Regions from separate parts of the Homo sapiens genome. Here region 1 is linked to region 2. The links are chromatin loops, found by intact Hi-C in ENCODE. Cell type or tissue: CD14-positive monocyte. All regions are shown on one strand. Each heading gives the region's core, and the rest is flanking DNA. Links, peaks and the distances in the headings are about the cores only.

The links. A loop is a pair of places that touch in the nucleus more often than their neighbours do. Peaks named below come from ENCODE experiments on the same cell type or tissue, not always from the same donor. Only the 100,000 strongest peaks of a DNase experiment are listed, where the experiment ranks them.
Region 1: it touches region 2 in a loop (2.0-fold over the local background); 3 of 110 quality-filtered maps call a loop at or near these places.

Annotation. Positions count from the first base shown.
Region 1 is chr13:28,391,902-28,396,300 of GRCh38, reverse strand. The region is part of intron 12 of FLT1 (fms related receptor tyrosine kinase 1); the gene reads left to right. Among named protein-coding and RNA genes, the nearest start is that of FLT1, 100 kb to the left of the region's middle. In CD14-positive monocyte, for the core only: no CTCF peak of the experiment used is centred there; a DNase peak (open chromatin) is centred at 1,710; H3K27ac peaks cover 716 bases; H3K27me3 peaks cover 327 bases.
Region 2 is chr13:28,522,239-28,526,637 of GRCh38, reverse strand. No RefSeq gene overlaps it. Among named protein-coding and RNA genes, the nearest start is that of FLT1, 29 kb to the right of the region's middle. In CD14-positive monocyte, for the core only: no CTCF peak of the experiment used is centred there; a DNase peak (open chromatin) is centred at 2,417; H3K4me3 peaks cover 359 bases.

The DNA.
Region 1 (4,399 bases), core at 207-4,206, 130 kb after region 2:
AATTTCTGAGGAAACATGGGCAGTAAGCCAACTTTCTGGAAACTTCTCACTGCCCGGGGCAGGCTGCAGAAATTGCCAAAAGTTCTCCAGAAAGAAATAGACATGTCCAATTCCATGACACATATGTGTTGTCAGATCACAGGGGCCTCTGGCAAGTTAGCCAAGCCCCAGAGAAGCTGTGCCATGGGAGATATCCCTGAGTAGATTCTCATAGAACGTCAGGGCTGTCAGGGATTCTAGAGGCTATTCTGCATCATAGCTCTTGTATTTTCCAGATGAGCAAATGGGATTTGGACTAATTAAATACAAAGGTTTGCACTGTCCTTTATATTTGGTTGGAAACAAGTTACTGTCTCAACCCATAGTCGTAGTATGTCTGATTTAGAATACAAAAGACTGAAAAATTCCTGTTTTGTTCTGAACATTCAATAACTTTGTAACAGTTTAATCAGCACTGTTAAATGGTACAGTTCAACTCTACTGAGCACTTGGAGGAACATCAATGAAGTCCTGTCTTTCTAGGAACAGGTTTCTAACACCAAGGAAACAAACAAGAAATGTCAAATTACATATATCCTAGTATCAAAATTTATGTGCAGAGGTAATGTGACAGGTGAGCTTGCTTTCTAAAGCCACCACTGTCCAATAGAGATATAATATAAGCCACAAATACCATTTAAAACTTTCTAGTAACCACGTTTTTTTAAAAGTAAAATTAATTTTATTTAACCCAATATATCCAAACTATTGTGATTTCAATATGTAATCAGTATTTTTTAAAAATATTACACTGCTTCAGTTTTTACACTTAAATCAATTTAAATAAAATCAAATAAACTGAATATGCTTCAGTTCCTCTGACACAGTAGCCACATTTCAAGTGCTCAAAAGCCACATGTGGCTCACAGTTACCATATTGGACAGTGCAGCTGTAAGCCTCTGAGAAGGAAGCAGGACCTGAACAGGAAGAGAGAAGGTGGGATTTGAATAGGTGGAGAGAAGAAAACAGACTTGCCCTGACATTTTCAGAGCCAAGACAAGAGTACCAGTGGAGGCCCACAAACCATACGTCTAACTACTGACAAGTTCTACATCAAGCAAACAAGCCATTAAATACCTTTTAGCCCCCTATGGACAAATATACTTTCATGATGACCTGAGAGGTCAGGATCAATTTAGAGCTCTGAGACTACTCAGATTCCAGAGCAGATTGTGGCAGCACCTGGCCGTGCAGAAAAACTAAATCACCCACCTCCCCTCTCCGCCCCTTACCCTGTCCACACTGCAAGGGGCCATGCACCATGTGTGGTGTCTCCCAGCCCACACATCTAAGCTCTCCCCATGCCCCTCACAGATAGTCTCCTTTGGCCACTGCCTGGACAGACCCAAAGGTGTGAATACTGACAAGCAGTCTGATCTCAGGAGGCCAGACCTAGGGAAGAGCCAACCTAGAAGCAGATTTAAATCAGCCTTATAGGGAATTCTGAGATCCCAGGGACCTGGATCATGATATAGGAATGGAGTGACACAGGCTGTCGGTAGGCATGCTCACTTGGCCCCATAAACTCTTCACATTGTGGGAAGAGCTGCGACCAGAACAGAGCTGCGACAGGGATCCTTCTTGCCTGGGTCTGAGGGCAGTACTGGAAGAGGATGTGCTAAGAGAAAAGGGGAACATCATGCTCACTTCCTTATTAATCACTGTTCCCAATGAAAGCTAACTGATGCCTAGCATTAGTCACAGCACCAACCTCTGGCTAGCCCAGAGTCTCATCGCTGCATCATATTTCTACCCATGGTGTTGTTGCTGAAAGGGCCCAAGTTGATAAAGGTGATCTCCTGCTGAATTCAGGCAGAAATTCCCTCCTACCTCTCACCATATTGTACAATGTATAACCATGGCGGGGTGGAAACCTCTTCTAGATCCCAAGGCTTATCCATACAAAATGAGAATTCGATTCAGACATACCTACTTGAAGCTCACAGTTCTTTTCCTCTAGAAATCCAAGAGCTTTAACTTTAAAACTGACACAAGTCCAGTCAACCAAGCCCTCATTGCCTGGAATATACTTTCCCTTAATCCTTTTCTACCAGTCCTGAAAAGTTCTGGTTTTGATTGTGATATTAGGTTAACTTGCTTACGTTCATTATTAGTTTTTAAATAATTATTATCTTTCTCTCACTCAAATCTTTGTCACTAGAGATGAGAGTAAAGACTCATGAATGTTGTACCTCATATGTTTATTTTTTGAAAAAAATGAACATATATTTGTTCAGTGTTTATACTTGACTCAGTGAGGGTAATGCTTTAAAAGTGCCTGTCTAAAATTTTAACGCTCTTCTTATCTAGATTTGGATCTTTACTGGTCCTCATTTCAATCCTGTTGCCCCTTCTTTAAAATACAGTTACTTGGGGCCAAGCACAATGGCTCACGCCTGTCATCCCAGCACTTTGGGAGGCTGAGATGGGAAGATTGCTTGAGCACAAGAGTTTGAGACCAGCCTGGGAAACATGGCAAAATCCTGTCTCTACAAAAAATACAAAAACTAGCTAGGCCTGCTGGCACGTGCCTGTATTCCCACCTACTTGGGAGGCTGAGGTGGGAAGATCACTTGAGCCCAGGAGGTCGAGGCTGCAGTGAGCCATGATGGCACCACCATGCTCCAGCCTGAGTGTCAGAGCGAGAGCCTGCCTCAAAACAACAACAACAACAAAAACAAACACAAAAATTTTTTTGAGTTGCCTTCCAAATTGATGAAAATGGTAAACTGTGGCCATTAGAATCCTTGACCGCTTCGACTCCAAACTTTGGCACACACTTGTACATAGCATCCACTTGAAACAAGCAGAACTTCCTGGTAACCATTCACTCTCTTTTTAAGTAATATTTCCACTCTTCGGTGGCAGTAGAGCCTTCTTTATTTTTACCCAACAAATGACATCCCTGGCGTCCTTTTAAATTCCTATGCTTGTCCCTTTCATGAACTTAATGCACATGCCTGATCCAATTGAGTTGAAATATCTACCCCCAAGTATGCACCTTTATAAATAGATGACACTTTCGTCTAACCCTGGGTTGAATGCCTCTTCTGAGCAAGGGTTGATTCTTCTCCATGACACCTCATAAGATGCCATGGATGTGATAATATGTTAGATGGATGAGTATTATTTGGTAATGATGATGACTGTGCTGAATTCGCCACAGATACTTAAGTGTGGGAAGATTTCTTGTTTTCACTTTGAGGGTTAGAAGGCAATTCTTTCTTGGGTCTGTTTTTGTACTCAGACTAAAAAAAAAAGTCAACATGAATTAAGGAGAAAAATCCCTCTGGGATTTTTATTTATCATCTTCCATGGATCAAAAGAGAATACCAAAGGGGTGAGACTGAGAAATAGTCATTTCTAAAAGGCTGTCTGATAACATAACAAATTAGCTTCAGTGACCATGTCCCCTATATAAGAAACAGGCCTCAAAACGAATTTGGTTCTTTGCTTTTCCTATGTGTGTGTTTTTGCTGTTTTGCTGGCACTCAGCATGACTATGGGTGTGTTAGCAATTACTGAGGGTGAAACAGGAACAGCACTGCCTTATCTCCCTGGTTTCCCAATGTCACTAAATGCATTTTATTTTGAGATTCCTGGTGGTGCTTGGCAAAGATAAACAAAATCTTCCATCAGGAAACCTGTGAGCTATTTCCACAGGAAGTTTCAAATCACTAAAGTAAATAGAAACTCTCTACACGATCTCAATGGTGTTACTTGGGCTCACTTGGGTTCTAACTACCAGGATGAGAGCTCATAAATGGAAAGTCTGTGGTCTTGTAAGAGTTGATTGCAACCAGTGCACAATACCTCTGCTCTACTATCTGTGTAAAAGTTGATGGCTGATGTTTTACTCCTCATGCTTGGAAAATGGCCCAAATATAAAAAGATGCTGAATTAGAGCAACTATTTCTGACACCTTATTGTTATCTTAAAAGTGACTGTCAGCTGCCCCTCCTGCATCTTCTGGCACATTCTTAGATTTTCATTTTAAAAGCAGGAAAACCTCCACTGGTATCCTCTCTCCTCAGCCACTGACGGCTTCGTAAGCCACTGTTACGCCCTGCTCCCAGGTTCCAAATGAATACTTTGGCATTTCTTCAGACGTGACACTTTATAATAAAGCCAAAGCTCAGAAAAATCAGAAAAACAAGCAAAGTGAGATTTAGGAAAGAGTTGATATGATATCTAATTTTGGACTATTGTCCCCTTAACGTTTAAAGGTTTCTTTATAGCTTTGTGTGCAAAGTATAATAATAATAATAGCATAACATAATGCTTTTCATCTTCAAAGCACTTTGTAAGATGTTGGCCCAAATTCTTTGCTCAAATGCAGATACACCACTAGTAATAAGC
Region 2 (4,399 bases), core at 230-4,229:
GGAATGCAGTGGTGTGATCTTGACTCACTGCAGTCTCTGCCTCCTGAGTTCAAGTGATCCTCCCACCACAGCCTCTTAAATAACTGGGATTACAGGCACGTGCCACCACGCCCGGCTAATTTTTGTATTTTGTATTTTTTTCTTTTTTTGAAACAGGAGTCTCACTCTGTCTCCCAGGCTGGAGCACACTGGCCTGATCTCGGCTCACTGCAACCTCCGCCTCCCGGGTTCAAGTGATTCTCCTGCCTCAGCCACCCAAATAGCTGGGATTACAAGGCCTGTGCCACCATGCCCATCTTAAACTTGAATATTAAAGAGCAATATGTTGACTTCCTACTGGCAATGTCTTATAATATTTTGTTTAAACTTCTGAATAGCTCTACCCTGTCCTAATTAGTTTAGGGTCTGTAAATTAGTTTATACTGATTTAATTACTTAAAACATGATTTAATTAAATAAAACATCTGGAAAAGATATAGTAATAAATACAATTCAGTTACCTTGTCACCAATCTGTAGCTGTTTTCAGTCTCTGTTTCCATGTATATATTTGAGTTGAAAACACCTTTCTCACACATCTCAAACCCCTCTTGGCTTTGGTTTTCAGTCCTGCATCATTCTCCACCAGACTCTCCTCTGTATAAGCTCTGGAACATTATAACAGAAAGGCTGTCCTCCACCAGTGTAGCGGGAGCTATATATATATACACACACACATATATATGGCTTCCTTGTCTCTCTCTTGCCCTCTTTGTTTCCATCCTGTCTTAGTCCGCTTGGGCTTCTATAAAAAAACACCATAGACTAAACACCATAGGCTAAGGATTAAACAACAAATATTTATTTCTCACAGTTGCAGAGGTGGATGTCTCAGATCAGGGGGTCAGCATGGTCAGGTTCTGCTAAGGGCTCTCTTCCTGGCTTGCAGATGACTGCCTCCTGGGTATGTCCTCACCAGGAGAAAAGACAGCAAGGGAGCTCTCTGGCCACTTCTTACAAATGCACAGTCCTATACGTGAGAGCTCCACCCTCATGCCCTAATTATCCCCCAAAGGTGCCTCCTCTTACTACCATCACATTGAGATTAGGGTTTGAACATATGAATTTTGGGGGAGACATAGACATTCAGTGCATTATGCCTCCCAATGGCCCTGAACAAAGAGGGAGAAACAGCACATGCAGGCAGCAACATGGAAACCACAGTTGTCTTCTTGCCAATCAGAAGATTTTATATTTTGGCCATGTTTTTTAACGATTTGCTATTTGATACTAGAGTTCATGTTCAGATATCTGATATTCTGGTATACCCCTCTGAGTGTGTGCGTGCACACACACACACAAACACACACACCTCATCCCACCTAGGGCAAACCAATTCACAGACTTGACTGAACCAGCAAGATTCAGTCTTTTGAAAATTTAAACCATGAAGAGATACAAGCAGTGAGTTGACAGATGCAACATTGTAACGGGAGCATCCTAATGACTATAAGTACCATCCGTTTACAACTTGCTCATCGCATTGAGCACCTGCATGCCTTTTCCTTCCTGTCACCCTGTGAGAGATGCACTGTTTTTATCCCTGTGTTGCAAATGAGGAGACTGAAGCTCATGAAGTTGTGTCTCTTGCTGAGATAACCCAACTGGCCAGTGATGGAGATGGGATCCTAAGCTTCCTTGCCTCATGGCTCTAGGTGCCAAGGTCATCCAGGCTCCCCTTTGGGAAGCCACATGTGCAGGTTTTCTGGGATCCCATGAGATCTAAATCCCAGTCACCCCCACTTCCTCTGCCATCTCGCTTACCTGGTTATTTTGGTCTCCACTTGGCATCAAAGACTCCTCAGAGCTCTTGTGGAGAATCTGAAGCCTGCTTTGTCTCAGGAACTAAAAACTCTTTTACATTCTTCTAATTTTATAGACAAAAACATAAAGGCAAATTTAGAAAAGGTTTTTATGAAATGAAGACATCTCCATAAGGATAATTCTCAAGAGGTTTGACAGAGGACCAAGTTCAAGAGCCCTAATGTACAACATGGTGTCTATAGTTAGTAACAACGCAGGGTATGCTTGACAATTGCTGAGACAGTAGATTTTAAGTGTTCTCACCACAAACAAATAGTAAGTATGTGAGGGAATACATATGTTAATTAGCGTAATTGAACCATTTTACAATGGGTACGTATTTGAAAAACTCATGTCGTACATCATAAATGTGTACAATTATTATTTGTCAATAAAAATGTAAAGAAAGAAAAAAATAAAGAAAATTCCCAAGATGAGTGAGAAGGTGAGTAACTGTTGCTCATGCAATCAAATTCAACAAAGTTGGTGGAAAAAGGTTATGAATGAGAATTGAGTGTTACGGTACGTGCATTCTATAAATAGTGAGACTATGGTACAGTTTTTAACTTGCTAGATTACTCACCACTTTTAGGTTTATGTCTTCCTCTTTTCATTTGTGTCACTTCCCACATATGCCCTCTAATTTTCTTTTAACACATAATGACGTTTTGTAGCATTTTAACTTATGGTAGTAATATCTTGTAATTCTTTGACAGACCCTGGGAAATACTGAAGAAATTGTGCCTCAGATTTCTGTGAATTCTAAAAATAGTGGAGAGTCAAGTTTGTAATACTCTTAAAATAGTGAATTGAGAAACTGTAGGTTGACTTAAAAAATAGGTTTAAAAAATTGTCTTACTAGGTTTTTTTTTTTTTTTTTTTTTTTTTTTTTTTTTTTTTTTTGAGACCGAGTCCTGCTCTGTTGCTAGGCTGGAGTGTAGTGGCGTGATCTCGGCTCACTGCAACCTCTGCCTCCCAGGTTCAAGCGATTCTTCTGCCTCAGCTTCCTGAGTAGCTGGGGCTACAGGCACACCACCATGGCCAGATAATTTTTGTATTTTTAGTAGAGACAGGGTTTCACCATGTTGGCCAGGATGGTCTCGATTTCTTGACCTCATGGTCTGCTCGCCTCGGCCTCCCAAAGTGCTGGGATCACAGGAGCACTGCGTCCAGCCGACTTTATTTTTTAGGAGCAGTTTTAGGTTCACAACAAAATTGATTGGAAAGCACAGAGATTTCTTATATACCCTCTGTCCCAACACATGCGTATAATTTTAAAATAGTGGAAAGGTCCCATTAATTTAGTATTTTTGGTAAATTTCTGCTAAAAATCTTGGTGTAATTCCTAGGCACAAGAATTTCACAGAAATATAGTTGATAAACTTTCGATCTAAACTATTCAAGAGAAAAAACCGCCTACTGGGTTTTAAGGATCTTGGAGGACAAATGACTCACAATAGGCACTCCTATATTTCTTGAATGGATAATCAGCCTAATCAGGAAGTCATTTTTATTTCCTAACTTAATGCCATGAACACCTTTCAATAGCATCTCTTTGGGATGGAGAATGCATCTGTGTCTTCCTGGCAATAATTTTCTGGATGCGAATGCTTAGAACACATGAGGATAAAAATGTCAAAATGTGCCTAATTCTCAGTCTGCCCAGCTCGAAGGTCTCACACCAATTACCATTTATGGTGTCGGCTTCACGAGACGGGAAGCATGCCCGGGCTGTGGGCCCACCAACAGTGTGGCAGAGGACAAAGAACTTGCACTTGAGTTCCTGCTCTACCACTTACTTGTGCACGATCCTGTACAAATTGCTTCACTTCTCTGAGATTCAGTTTTCATTGTCTGCTAAGTTGTGCTTATAGAATTCCTGGTTTGGTGGTAAGGACATAAACGGTTGTTCACATTGTTATCCAGAATATTCTTCAACATCAAATTGCATTTGAAAACATGCCTATACAACCTTCCAGACCAAGGCTCTGATGTTCTGGTCAATACAGAGCATTGATGAGTTAATTGACAGAGCTATCCGTGGGCTGAATTGCACTAAGCTAGGCTCCCTCTGCCTCATTTCCCATCATTGAGGACCAGGCTGAGAAGGGTTTTGGGGTGAGGGGTGTTGGTGTTGTAGGAATATATACTATTGGTTTGGCATGCCTGTACCCTCCTCCCACAATCATGTGATCAATTTTTATAACTTATATTCCCCTTCAAGATAATGCTTCATAGTTTTCGTAGCTTAATTTGGGATTAAAATATTGAGAATGGGAATAGTTTGAGTTGCTCAGTGGCCTATACTTTGAGAGAAATAGCCTTCCAGCCTCTATCCTGCCAGAGTAGCCTTGGTCATAAAATTCCCACCTTCAAGTTTCATGGTAAGGACATGATGAGAAAAAAATCTATGATCAGACACTCTTCACAGCCTTGTGGGTTTGAACCATGTCCGTATTATCTTCTTTCCAGAGGAATCCCCATTGTGTCTGCCATCTTCACGGACCAATAGAGCTAGCCGGTTGACCACTTTAGTTACCCATCTGTGAAGTTCCGGC